4 separate regions of the Homo sapiens genome follow, and all the other regions are linked to region 4. The links are chromatin contacts, found by Hi-C or POLR2A ChIA-PET in ENCODE. All regions are on one chromosome and are shown on one strand. Each heading gives the region's core, a stretch centred on a gene start or an enhancer-like site at or near the end of the contact. The rest is flanking DNA. Distances are from core to core; before and after follow the strand shown.

Region 1 (3,135 bases), core at 487-2,986, 230 kb after region 4:
CAACAGAATCTAATTGGTATGTAGAATGCTCCACAGAATAGTAGAATTATGCATTTTTTAAGCACTCATGGAATACTCACCAAGATAGGTCATGTTCTCAGCCACGAAAAAAATCTCAACAAATTTTAAAAAATGGATATCATCCAGAGCATGTTCTCTGATCATAATGGAATAAAAGTTAAATTTAATAATAATAAGATTAACAATTTCTCATTACTTAGAAATTAAACAACACTCTTCTAAATAACCCATCAAAGAAGTCTCAAAAATAATTTTTTTAAAACATAGAACAGAATGAATTCTGTAGAAAATAAAACATATCACAATCCATGGGATGCAGCTAATGTAGTGCTGAGAGGGAAATTTATAGCACTAAATGCTTACACTAGAAATGAGGAAAGGTCTCAAATCAGTAACAGATGTGGCTTGGGTTGGGTTGGAGCAGTGAGTTTCAGCATCTCTCCCTGCCTTCTGCAGCCTGATTGACTCAGCCCATAGTACTAGAAGCACTGTGATCTTTTGGTGTTGCATGGTGCCTCAGGCAGACCTATTCTTAAGTACATGTAAGGCACCTCTTGAGGAGGCCCTGAGATACCTGGGGCCCACTTTAAAAGGACTGAGTTGAGACCTGGTGGTCTAGGTGTTATCAGTGGCTACACTCAACAACACGGATGAAACTTAGACATAACCACAGGCCAAAAAAGCCAGACCTGTCATAGAGTACTTATTATCAAATTTCATTTATATGGATATCACAATCAGACAAAACTAACCTGTGGCAGTAGAGGGCAGGATGGCAGTTCTTGGGGAGGAAAGAGACAGTGCTGTTTGGGAGGGAATATTAGAGGGGCTTTTGAGGCACTGATGCTGTTCTGTTTTTTTTTTTTTTTTTTTTTTTTCATTTGGGTGTATTCACTGTGAAAATTAATGGAGCTTTTTCCTTATTATTTGTGTACTTTCCTCTATGTCTAACTTCCAAGTTTATTATTATTTTATAAGTTAACGTGGCTTCATTTTTTTCCCCTAAAGGCTGATGAAGTTGCAGGCATTCAGTTTTCACTGGGAATGTCCTCCAGACGGATGTGTAAGAAGGCCAGGGTCAGGCTTCAGGAGCACCTAGGCAGGTTCACACTTGACACCTGTCACTCGTCACTCACCCGCCAGCCCACTGCCTGGTCAACGTAAGGCTGTCTCCTTGCGGAGACTGGCTCAGCACTGAAGTAATGGAGCTGTCTTTCTGTCTGTCTGGCTTGTGGTTTAGAGCAGGAAAGATGGAGGTGAGGAAAATGTCAATCAAACTGTCTCTTTTGCAAAGAACAGAGCAAGCCCTGCCACGTGCTTGGGTCAGAGTAGAATGAATATGGAGAAGTGCCTCCTCCTTGGGGAGATTCTGCATGGTTTCCCAGGCCGTATCGACTCTCCTGGATTCCTGTGCCACATTCAGCCGATTAGGACAGCACAGCAGACATTGGTTGAGTGCCTACTGCTTGCAGAACGCAATGTCTGCACTTCCCATGTTAGCTATGGTTTATGTATTCAAGCTTCCCTCTACTGAAGAAAGCCCAAGGAATGTCCAACCCAGGAACAAACCAGAGTGGTCATGGGTCAAAGCATCCTTCCTGCCATCTGGGCCAAGATATAGGACTCAAAGCTTAAGTCACGTGAACCACCCTGTGTGTCATGAGTTGATAAGTCTATAAACAGCCTCGCCCTGGCGCCATGAGGGGTGGCTTATGATTAACTTGTTAGAGCTGCAATGGCAGCTCCACACTGAAGGGCTCAAGAAGAGTGAGGTGACCTTAGCTGCCTGGAAATGAGCTGTTGAAGGCGGCTGAGGTTCTCCCTGACAGGAGGGGCCCTGCTGACGGGACGTTTCTTCTCCAGGGGTCACATAGCAGCTGGCCCATCCCCATTTTACAGATCATGAAGGTCAGGGTCAGAAAAGTTTAGTGATTTGGCTATGGTCGGGAGACAGGCAAAGAAAAATATGAAGAATTTTTTCTTCTATGGTCCCCTTTACCCCCTGCTTTTCTCTTTGCTTTAATTTCTTTGTATAGAGGCATCCAGCCAACTAGCACAGAATGTTGCGAAAACTTGGCCCACGGGATTCCAGAGCCTGTGTCCTCTGCTATGGCACGGAGAGGACTTCTGTGCACACACGTCCCCAGTGAGCCATTTCCCCTGAGTGGTTCCCTCTTTCTGCCCTTTGCCCTGCATTTTCACAGAAAGGTTTGAGCTCAATTTACAACCTCAGTGGGCCAGGGACTGTAGTGAATGAAGGGAGTGACTGAGAGCATTGTGGGGCAGTCCTGCCCCCTGGTGGGCAGCGTCACTTACTACAGAAGGCCGTATTTTAAAACTTTATTTGCAAAGATGAGGGCTGCATATGTTAGTGGCTAGGTTCAAAATGGAAAGCTAGTGAAATGGAAAATTTAGTGGTTAGAAATGTGGATGCTGGAGCCACGTTGCCTGGCTTCAAATCTTGGCTCTGCCTTGTATACACTCTAGTACAATGACAAGTTATTTAGCTTCTCCCATTTGTCAAATGGGAAAAGCAATCAGGCTTACATGCCAAGATTGTGGTGAGAATCAGATGAGTTAGTACACATTAAGTGATTCAGATGTTGCCTGGCAAGGAATCTTCACTAAATAATATCTAGATAGAGTTACCTTTAAAAATTATTGAATAGGATTTTCTGTAATCCCCATGAAGTCATTTGACAGGATTTGTGGATGTTCAGCATCTCAAACTGTGAAACATTGAGACCCATTTCCCATATGACTAGTTTATCCTCTGTAATAGTGATCACACAGGACAGGGGTTGGTAAGCTTTTCAAAGGGTCAAGGTGAACTCCTCGTACTGCTGGGGCCGAGGCTGCCCCCATCTTCACGTGACTGATGCATTGGTCTGGGGGTCTCCCGTCTCAGTGCACATAACAGCTCACATCATCACTATGGTAAGTTCCTTCAGGCAGGACAGTGCAGACCCTTCTCCCTTTCCTACTATGCAACTTCCTCACCCCCCTTTGTGCTCCCCACCCACATTTCAGCCATCTTTACCATCTGTCTATAACTATAAAGAAATACCAGGAGATAAAACAAAAGAAATTTCCTTTATGAGGTGATGAAAATCT
Region 2 (3,291 bases), core at 734-3,233, 220 kb before region 4:
GGCACAGCACCCTTTTTCCCTGTCCCAGGTAGAAAGTCCAGAAGATAGTGAGCAGGTCTTAGGCCAAGAGGAGGTACTCAGAGCCGAGCTGAAGCCCCTCGGCAGAACTGTGTGGAGCCAAAGGAGAGTGAGGACAGCATGGCCGGAGGAGCCCAGCACACAGGCCTCCAGAGGGGGACAGGCCAACGTGAGGACAGACGCTGCTCATGGAGACTGGCCCACAGCCTGGGTGAAGGGTATCAGGGGCACAGAGTGATTCACCAAGAGCTGGAGGTAACTGGAGGGGCTGGGGAAGCACAGGTTTGGGGAACCAAGTCCAGAGAAAGAGAAAAAGCGCTAGTCTCAACAGGGAGAGAAAGTGTCCCAGGTGTGTAAGGAATGTGACAGCCTCTGTCAGCGAAGTCTGGGGTTGCTGAGCACTGGACTTGTCTGATCTGACATCAGAGTCAAAGCACCAGATGTGCTCCCCAGGAGGTTCTTCCCCCGCAGAAGCACAGACTCCCTACAGACGAAGACCCCCTCGGGCTGGCCAACTTGCGGCCGAGACCTTCCCAGGAGACTCTGACCAGTGGCCAGGGAAAAGGAGAGTTGGGGAGCAAGCAGCCCCATCACAGCCTTTCTGGAAGCAGTACCCCGTGAGAAGGGGCTCGGGGGGACACCTGTCGGCCAGGTAGAGAAGCGCAACAGGGCCATCCTGTTCTGCCCCTTGCTTCCTGCCTCCATGAAGGCCCAAAAACCCATATCTGTGTGTAAATAGGTCATGGGGTGGGGGTGGAACTGCCACTTACTCAGCACTGTCCTATGCCAGGACTGAGCATTCATTCATTCATCATCTCAATCAACACTGAGAGCCTCCTCCATGCCAGTCACTGGGAATACAGTGGGAAGCAAAAACAGGGCCCTGGCCCTACTGAGTTGGGATTCAGTGCTGCACACTTTCACACGAGTCAGAGACATTTCATCCTCACATCATCTCTGTAGAGTGGGCAGCATTAACTCGAAATTAGTAAAGAGATTCAGAGCGTTGGGCACCTTATCCATAGACACAGCATGGTGCAGGCCCCGAGGGTTCTCAACTAAAGGCCGTTTTGCCCACAAAGGGACATTTGGCAATGTGGAAGACATTTTTGGTGTCATAAGTGGATGGTGCCACTGGCATCTGGTGGGTAGAGGCCAAGGATGCTGCTAAACATCCTACGATTCCCAGGACAGGCTCCGTAGCAAAGATTTCTCCAGCTCCAAAGGTCAACAGCACTGAGATGAGGAGACACAGCTGCAGACCTCACTGGAGCTCACTCACCTCCAGTTCTGCTCACGGAGGCCCAGGATCTCCACACCCCAAGACCCTCGCAGGGGGATTGGCTTGTGGCTGCTCTGGATAAAAGGCATGAGAGGAAGTGCGTGTGTCACTTCTGGGCAGAAGTGTAAACATGCGGGTGACAGACCTCCATGGACGTTCCCCCACCATGAAGGTGAAGGTCGCTTTCTCTGGAGCTGGCCAAGCTTGGAGACAGGAGCAGCCTGCAGGGCTCGATTTCTGTACAAGGGACAGCTGCCCTGTGAAGTCACGGGCCCACAGAAGATTTTGCATATGTGAGAAATAAACAAGGACAATGTGAAACCACTGAGATTTAGTAGATGTTTCGTTACCACGGCAGAGCCCAGTCTAACCTGACAAATACACACGCTGGTGAGGACTCATGCCAACATTCAAGGCCAAGCTTCAGCCTCAGCCTCCTCACCTGCCAAAGGCATGTTGTGAGGGTCCAGTGAGATAAAGCATGTGGAGCACTCAGGATGGGAAGACAAGCCTCAAAGCCCAGGCCCTGGGCATGCTGCAGGCAGGTGGCCAGTGTCCTGGCCATCATCACCATCTGCATGCGGGGGAAGAAAGAGAGTGTGAGCTCACAGACAAGAAGGAGGCCAGGTTGTGAGACGGCCAGGCTGGGCCCTGGAGGCGTGGGAAGAAAGCAGCTTCCCCAGCCCTGCGCTGGCCCTGAGCCCTGAGTGCACGTGAAGAATGAGGTCAATCAGCCAGCATCTTCATCTTCCTGCAATGCTGCATGAATGAAAGAAATGAATTTCAAATGACTTGGACCAGTATCTAATTATTATGATTTATTAACACCAAGTACATAAAGCAGCCCCTGGACATGACATTCCCCATTCCCCCCGTGAGTCTGGGAGCCTGGCGAGCCTCCTGCTGCACCCTGAGCAATTCTTTTCATTATCAGCATTATTATTATTTATAGCAGCCCAGCCACCAGGAAGCAGGGCAATCACCAATCTCCATAAAGTTCGCAGCAAGTTCAAGGATCGGCCAGGAGGCCTTGAGGGCAGCTATGAAAATCAGAAAACAGCTTGGCAGCTGGGGAAAGGGGACCCCAGTGGCCTGAACGTCTCCAGAAGTTTTGGCCTGTCTGATCTAAGAGGCTCACTGACAGAAAGGTGAGCTGGTACAACTTCTGCACCTTCTCTTTCTTAAAAAAAAAATGTGGTAAAATACACTTAACATAAAATTTACCATTTTAACCATTGTAAGCGTACAATACAGTTCAGTGATATCTAAACACATTCACGTTATTGTGCAATCATCACCACGCTTCATCTCCAGAATGTTTTCGTTGTGCAAAATTGAAAGTCTGTCCCCATTCGACACAAACTCTCCATTCTGCGTCCCTCTAGCCCCTGGCAGCCACCACGCTACTTTCTGTCTCTATGAATTTGACCACTCTACATCTGTCACATGAATTTAGCTATTCTAGGTCCCTATTCTGGGTTCCTTAAATATCATGCAGTATCTGTCCTTTTGTGCCTGGCTATTTCCTATTTCCTGTAGCAGAATGTCCTCAAAGTTCATCCGTGTCATAGCATGTGACAGAATTCCCTTTCTTTTCAAAGGTGAATAACACTCCATTGTATGCATATACTACATTTTGCTTATCTATTCATCTGCTGGAGGACATTTGGGCTGTTTCTCCTTTGGCTACTGTGGATAATGCTGCCATGAACACAGGTATGCAAGTATCTGCTTGAGTCCCTGATTTCAATTCTTTTGCATGTATATCCAGCATGGACTCACAAGATCATATGGTAATTCTAGTTTTCATATTTTGAGAAGCTTCCATACTGTTTTCCACAGTGGACACACTATTTCATGTTCCCTGCCCCCCAACACAAGGGCTCCAATCTCTCACCACTTCTACGCCTTACTATTAGGACCTTTCGGTGATCACTATGACTGCTGGAATTCGCCATTATGGAGTACTTAACAGTGTACCCAGAACTTCC
Region 3 (2,911 bases), core at 6-2,505, 210 kb after region 4:
GAGGTAAGGGGTCCTCAGTGCTAGTCAGGCTCTGTGTAGATTGTCTGCAGTCAAGGCCACCGGTTTTAGAGATCCATGAAGATCCACTGAGAAAAATAATAAGACTGGAAGTTTTTTCGTATTCTCTTGGTTGAACCCAAGAAAAGGCCAATGAGTTCATCCAAATTAAGGAGAGAAGAGGAGATTCTACTTCACTGACAGCTCCCAGATAGCTTTACATCATGGATTTTGATGAAAGATTTCTATAGAGCAAAGATTCTGTAGTTTAAAAATATAAAACCCTCAGACAAAGAAGGCTTCAGGGTCATTGACATTTAATTTTTACGTTTCTACGGAATGGGCAAAATGTTGATGTTGTTGAACTTAGATGATGGATGCACTGTTCTTTTTACTTTTATGTTTGTTAAACAATATCCATAATGAAATTAAATAACACCCACAGCATGTCAGGGCGATGTGACCGTATGTCCCACTTTCCTAAGCAGTCACAACTTCACATAAAAATGGTCTAACTTAATATATAGGTAAATGTGATTTACTTTTCAAAGTGTCATTGTTCATATGACTAATTCGGTGATTAGAAAAATATTTTGTTAGGCCTTGTCATCTCTACTTTTATTCAGAATGTGATCATGGTTTCTATGGGCCAAATTATTGTCCCAAAGAGAAACTCTTGACTCTGCAAAACCATTGCATGTCACCATCTGGGAATTCTGTCATCAAATTGTCTAACTTTGTCATGAGGATTCTTGGTCAGGAGCAGGACTCATTTCTGTATTTTCTTGCCCCTTCCTACAGATCCATTGGAGGAAATAGCAGAAAGTTCTCCCCAGACGGCAGCCAATTCAGCAGCTGAGCTGTTGAAGCAGGGGGCAGGTCAGTAAATGCAGCTCCATTTCTACATCTGGTGACTGGGGAGAAAAAGGACTCACTGACACAACTTCCTTTTGCACTTCAGTATTCAGGTTTCCTTTCTTTTCTGTGAGCCTTGAAGGAGGTTTCCTTTTATAGAAGCTTGCACAGAGCTGGGTGGGGTGCAGTTGTTGGGACATCAGCAAGGCCTTCATGGGCCGGTCTAACTCAAGCAAGACTAAATTCAGTGGAATAAATGTCAAGCCCTGGATTTAGTTTGGGGGAAAATATAGTAAGACAGGATGTGGGTGATCTGTCTCGGCAACTGTAAATGTAAAAATGTTCCAGAGACATGACTCAACAAGTCACTTGACATGAGTCAATGATTTGACCCACACTGCCAGCAACCCCAGTGAGACATACAACACCCAAGAACCAGCTCGCCAGACAGAGCAGGTCACTTAAAAAAATTATTCATAGAGTTTCTTTTTTAGAGCAGTGACAGATTCACAGCAAAATGGAGAAGAAGGTACAGAGATACACCATATACACGCATAGCCTCCCCGCTGTCAACATCCCCCAGCAAAGTGATGCACATGTTATGGTTGATGAACCTGCATTAACACAGCCTCGTCACCTGAGTCCCTAGTTTAGGGACTTGATATTTAGGTTCACCTTGATGTCATGCATTCTACAGGTTTGGACAAATGCATAATGACAGGTAATCACCGTTACAGTATCATAGTGAATAGTTTTATTGCCCTAAAAATCCTCTGTGCCTTTTCTGTTCGTTCTCCCTCCCCCACCAACCCCAAGCAACCACTCATATTTTTATTGTCTCCATATTTTCAACTTTTCCAGTATTGTCATATAGTTGAAACCATACAGTTCATAGCCTTTTGAGGTTGGCTCCTTTCACTTAGTCATATGCATTTAAGTTTCCTCCATGTGTTTTTATGGCTTGATAGCTCATTTTTTTTTAGCAGCAAATATTTCCTTGTCTGGGTGTATCAGTTTAGTAACCCATTCACCTACTAAAGGACATTGTGGGTGCTTTCAGGTTTTGGCAGTAATGAATAATGCTGCTCTAAACACCCATGTGCAGGTTTTTGAGTGGATATAAGTTTTCAACTCCTGTGCGTAGATACCAAGGAGCGCATTCCTGGATTGTATGGTAAGAGTGTGTTTGGTTTTATAAGGTACAGGCAAACTGTCTTCCAATGTGGCTGTCCCATTTTGCATTCCCACTAGCAATGAATGTGAGTTCTTGTTGCCCCACATCCTCTCCAGAATTTGGTGTTGCCAGTGTTCTGGAATGTGGCCTTTCTAATAGTAGCGTAGTGGTATCTCATTGTTTCTGATGACTTATGATGTGTAGCACCTTTTCATATGCTTATTTACCATCTGTATATCTTCTTTGGTGAGGTGTCCATAAAGGCCTTTGGCTTGTTTGTTTAATTGGGTTTTGTTTTCTTATTGTTAAATTTTGGGAATTCTTGGTGTATTTTAGACACTAGTCCTTTACCTGATAGGCCTTTTGAAAATATTTTCTTCCATTTCATGGCTTGCCTTTTCATTCTTCTACAGAGCAGAAGTTTTTAATTTTAATAAAATCCAGCTTATTGATTTCCTGTTTTATGGATTGTGACTTTGGTATTGTATCTTAAAAGTCACCACCAAACCCAAGGCCAGCTAGATTTTATAGTTTCAAATTTTACCTTTAAGTCTGTGATCCGTTTTAAGTTAATTTTTGTGAAGGAAGTAAGGTCTGTGTCTTGATTCATTTTTTATTTTTTTGCCTGCAGATGTACAGTTGCTTCTGTACCACCAGTTGAAAAATCTGTCTTTTCACAGTTGTATTCCCTTTGCTCTTTTGTCTAAGATCAGTTAACTATATTCATGTGGGTCTACTTTCGAGTTCTTTAATTGACCTATTTGTTCTTTCACCAATATCACATTTTCTTGATTGCTTTAGCTTTATAGTAATCCTGGAAGTCAAATAATGTCAGTCCTCCAACTTTGCTCTTCTCTTTCAATATTGTGTTTGCTATTTTTGATC
Region 4 (3,104 bases), core at 306-2,805:
CTGCAGCCAGCATCTGTATCTGTGTCCTGGGCAGGAGGCTAGAAGGTGCAGCCGGAGGGAGAATGTGGGTCCCTGCATCCTGCACGTGGCTCAGGCCAGGCCTGTCTGCCTTGACTCTCGGCATCTGTGAAATGAGGGTAACTTTCCATGGCACTGTGGTTACATGGGAGGGTAGGAGGCTGTTGGCAAGGGCACCCCGTGCCTGCAAGTGTGTTTTATTGATTAAACTAGGGCTTTCGAGGTGCCCTGGAAATCTTCTTCTGAACCCCACCTCTGTGTCTTTTGACCAGTTCTAACCTGAGAAAGAAGCTCTCCCTGCAGAACCTCCATTACTTGAGAAATAATTTGGACAAGCGTGCTGTTGGTTAAGGTTCACTCCCCACCTCCACCCTGCGGGATGTTGTTGGGTGTCTGTTTACCAGGGGTGTCACGGAGGAGAGAAGGGGCCAGCTGACCTCATGCAGCCAGGCTCTGATGACAGAGTGGGACACCCAGAGAAGATGAGGCCCCTGAATTCAAAACAGATGCCACTTTCATGGTGACAGTAATGAATGTTTGAGTGACTGCCCTGACTGGGTCAGATAGACCAGGGTGGGGAGCCCGGTCCTGGAGGGAGCCCCATATAGCTCGAGGGGCAGGGGACAGAGCAGCAAGGCCAGGCATCCATGGGCACACGTCGCTCCAGTGTAAACAAAAACAAAAGAAAAGAGCACGCGGTGAACATTTCCTGCTCTGTGTGTGTGTGTGTGTGTGTGTGTGTGTGTGTGTTCCATACGTGAAACTCTGTACTAGGCGAATACTTATTTTCTCTTGCCTGGCCTCTTTGGGAGAACAGAAGTACAAAATGGAAATTTGCATGTGTAGCTCTCAGAAGCAGCTTCTGAAACTTTGAGGACTCATAAAAGAGAAGAATGAATAACAGACCTGGGTCTGGATCCTGACTCTGCTTTGTCTTACCCATGTGACCTTGGGCTTCAGTTTCTTCCTCTATAAAACAGGAATTAACCCCTACTAAGAGGACTGCGGAGAACTGAATTCAACAGCTCCCCAAGCACAGGGCCTGGTGGCTTCTGCAGGAGTGCTCTTTTCCCCTTTTAATACCTTAATCTGCATCATTGTATTAGGAATCACTGTAGATGTCTACAGTGTCAGTTGCTGGAAACTACTCTTTCTGCAGTTGTGGTACTGACGCTAGTAGATTTATTTCATGAAATGTTGCCTACCGCTAGCATAAATCACTATGCATTTTATTTATTAACTGTTAAATGACAAGAAAGTATATATATTTTCTAAATTTTCTTCTGAGAATGGGGTCTGCTCTTTTAAGCAAACAAATTCCATTTAGTGGGCTTAATTAGTGCCTCAGACTTAGCCTGAGGCCCACCTGAAAGTGGTTCCATATGGCTAATGGCAGAGCCGTGGGCTTAATATTTTCTGACACTGGAATCCAAGTGCCTCTTGCTCGATGCTGCCTTGGTTCTGGCCAGCTCTGTGACCTTTCCCCTGACTGGCTGCCCTTCTTTCTACTCCCCCCAGCCTCCTGCATTTGCACAGGCTCACCCTGCCTTGGCTCACCCCACAGAGGACTTCCGTAGTCCTGGCCCACATCGCTGCAGCCAGGGTATCTGGGCCTAGGGCAGAGCTGGGTGCTGCAGGTGTCCCTGCCTGCTTGGTCTTGGACTTCTGATGTGATTTCCCACAAGCCCCTGACGAGCAGGTACAGATGCATCCCCAGCCCTCCGCCTCTCTCACCTGTGCCTGGCGTTCTGTACTGCGTGTGCGTGGACTCTCCCACTCAGACTCTGTTTGCGTTGGCCACCATCGCTTTTACTCCCGCTTCTCTTGAAACACGTTCTGGCCGGTGGTGTGCAGATGAGGGTTTATACCCTGCTGGGGGTGCAGCGGGCTGATTGGCAGCCTCTGCTGATTCCCCTGGTGAAAATACCTCACCTCCCCCCGCCTGCTTCCAAGCTACCAGCCTGACATTAATCAGCTTGAAACACTCCTGAAAATGCCATTTGGCTCCAGCACCTCCTGCCCATCAGCTCTGGTCACAGGGGAAACGTCCCTCCTTCCACACATGTGGCCCCAGGTGCTCTTTCTGCTGACTCTGGCTGCCATCTGCAGGAGCCCTTGGCCCCTTTCTAGAAGACCCCAAACTCTGTATTCCCCTGTGTGAGCTCACATCCTGTTCAGTGATGTCCTTTTTTGACGTGCTTATCTTACTACCCCTTTTTTCAGACCACCATTCAGTTTTTGAACTGCTCAGAGTCTATAATGTATGCTTCCTCCCATTATCCTGTCACCCCTCCTCCAGGCTCACTGGGGTCCTCTCCTCTCCTCAATCCAGGGCCTCTTCACCTCTGGGCTTCTGGGCTGGGTGGCATCGGGGCCTCTCCCCAGCCCTGTGGCACCGTGTGCTCCTTCTGGATCACAGCTCTTCCTCTCTGACCCTGCCTCTGGCTCTGTCCAGGTTAGAAATCCACTTGTCATAATGTGTGTGGTTTCGTCCACTGCTCTCCTGAGTGGTCTGTCCTTACCCCTTCCCTCTGCCGAGATGGAGGAGGAAGGTGTGCTGCAGTTGGGGAGCTGCAGAACGGCCTGTTCTCTTTCAATGTTTAGACACCATATGCAGTGCATCTTTTTAAAATTTCTACTACAGTCATTCTTCCACATGGATGCCACCCACCCTGGCATCTAGCAATGTCATCTCTGCAGAAGCTTATCTCCGGGACTTTCTGGCAGTCCTGGGCCCTGGCTCTGGCTGGGAGACTGCATTCTGGCTCTGAGTGTAGGTTCCCAGTGGGATCTTGTTCCTGAGACCTCTCTATGGCCCGTTCAGACTCAGGTCTTCCAGAGCCTGAGTTCAGGCTGGGAGAGGTGTTGGAAGCCCGCCCCTGTTGGGACATAACCATCCCTGTCAGGCTAGGAGAGACCTCTGCAGGCCTCGTCCTCAGGGCGGGGGTCGTGGCCCTGTGCCCACCATACTTCCAGATACCCCACTCTGTCTCGTGCAGCCCCTGCCCCAGACGCTGCCCTCTCATGTTGTCAGCGTGTGTGTCCATGAGTCTCAGCCCCCTAGACCACAGGACAGGCACTTAGTT

The links. A loop is a pair of places that touch in the nucleus more often than their neighbours do. ChIA-PET counts read pairs that join two places held with the same protein, here RNA polymerase II (POLR2A). Pooled maps may share reads with other maps.
Region 1: a loop to region 4 is called in a pooled map, with 3 times the contacts of the local background. The contact joins two enhancer-like sites. A Hi-C loop is called at or near these places in 1 of 168 maps with a recorded cell type or tissue (PC-3), 1 of 37 single-sample maps with no recorded cell type and 8 of 50 pooled maps. POLR2A ChIA-PET finds 5 or more read pairs at or near these places in 3 of 52 experiments (AG04449, MCF 10A and PC-9).
Region 2: a pooled map shows a loop between it and region 4 (8-fold over the local background). The contact joins two enhancer-like sites. A Hi-C loop is called at or near these places in 17 of 37 single-sample maps with no recorded cell type and 6 of 50 pooled maps. POLR2A ChIA-PET finds 5 or more read pairs at or near these places in 2 of 52 experiments (OCI-LY7 and Panc1).
Region 3: a loop to region 4 is called in a map of esophagus muscularis mucosa, with 4 times the contacts of the local background. The contact joins two enhancer-like sites. A Hi-C loop is called at or near these places in 1 of 168 maps with a recorded cell type or tissue (esophagus muscularis mucosa), 1 of 37 single-sample maps with no recorded cell type and 8 of 50 pooled maps. POLR2A ChIA-PET finds 5 or more read pairs at or near these places in 1 of 52 experiments (PC-9).

What each region holds. Positions count from the first base shown.
Region 1 is chr7:47,265,597-47,268,731 of GRCh38, reverse strand. No RefSeq gene overlaps it. Among named protein-coding and RNA genes, the nearest start is that of SNORD151, 200 kb to the left of the region's middle. Within about 2 kb of position 1,736, at least 10 of the 41 ENCODE cell types and tissues checked have a DNase peak (open chromatin) inside an H3K27ac peak, as active enhancers do.
Region 2 is chr7:47,719,188-47,722,478 of GRCh38, reverse strand. No RefSeq gene overlaps it. Among named protein-coding and RNA genes, the nearest start is that of LINC00525, 41 kb to the left of the region's middle. Within about 2 kb of position 1,983, at least 3 of the 41 ENCODE cell types and tissues checked have a DNase peak (open chromatin) inside an H3K27ac peak, as active enhancers do.
Region 3 is chr7:47,289,920-47,292,830 of GRCh38, reverse strand. It overlaps TNS3 (tensin 3), which reads left to right. Exons shown (of 31, transcript NM_022748.12): 26 at 1-3; 27 at 799-876. Among named protein-coding and RNA genes, the nearest start is that of SNORD151, 170 kb to the left of the region's middle. RefSeq lists an enhancer at 992-1,351. Within about 2 kb of position 1,255, at least 9 of the 41 ENCODE cell types and tissues checked have a DNase peak (open chromatin) inside an H3K27ac peak, as active enhancers do.
Region 4 is chr7:47,495,327-47,498,430 of GRCh38, reverse strand. All of the region lies in intron 3 of TNS3 (tensin 3), which reads left to right. Among named protein-coding and RNA genes, the nearest start is that of SNORD151, 32 kb to the right of the region's middle. RefSeq lists enhancers at 685-764, 1,065-1,184. Within about 2 kb of position 1,555, at least 3 of the 41 ENCODE cell types and tissues checked have a DNase peak (open chromatin) inside an H3K27ac peak, as active enhancers do.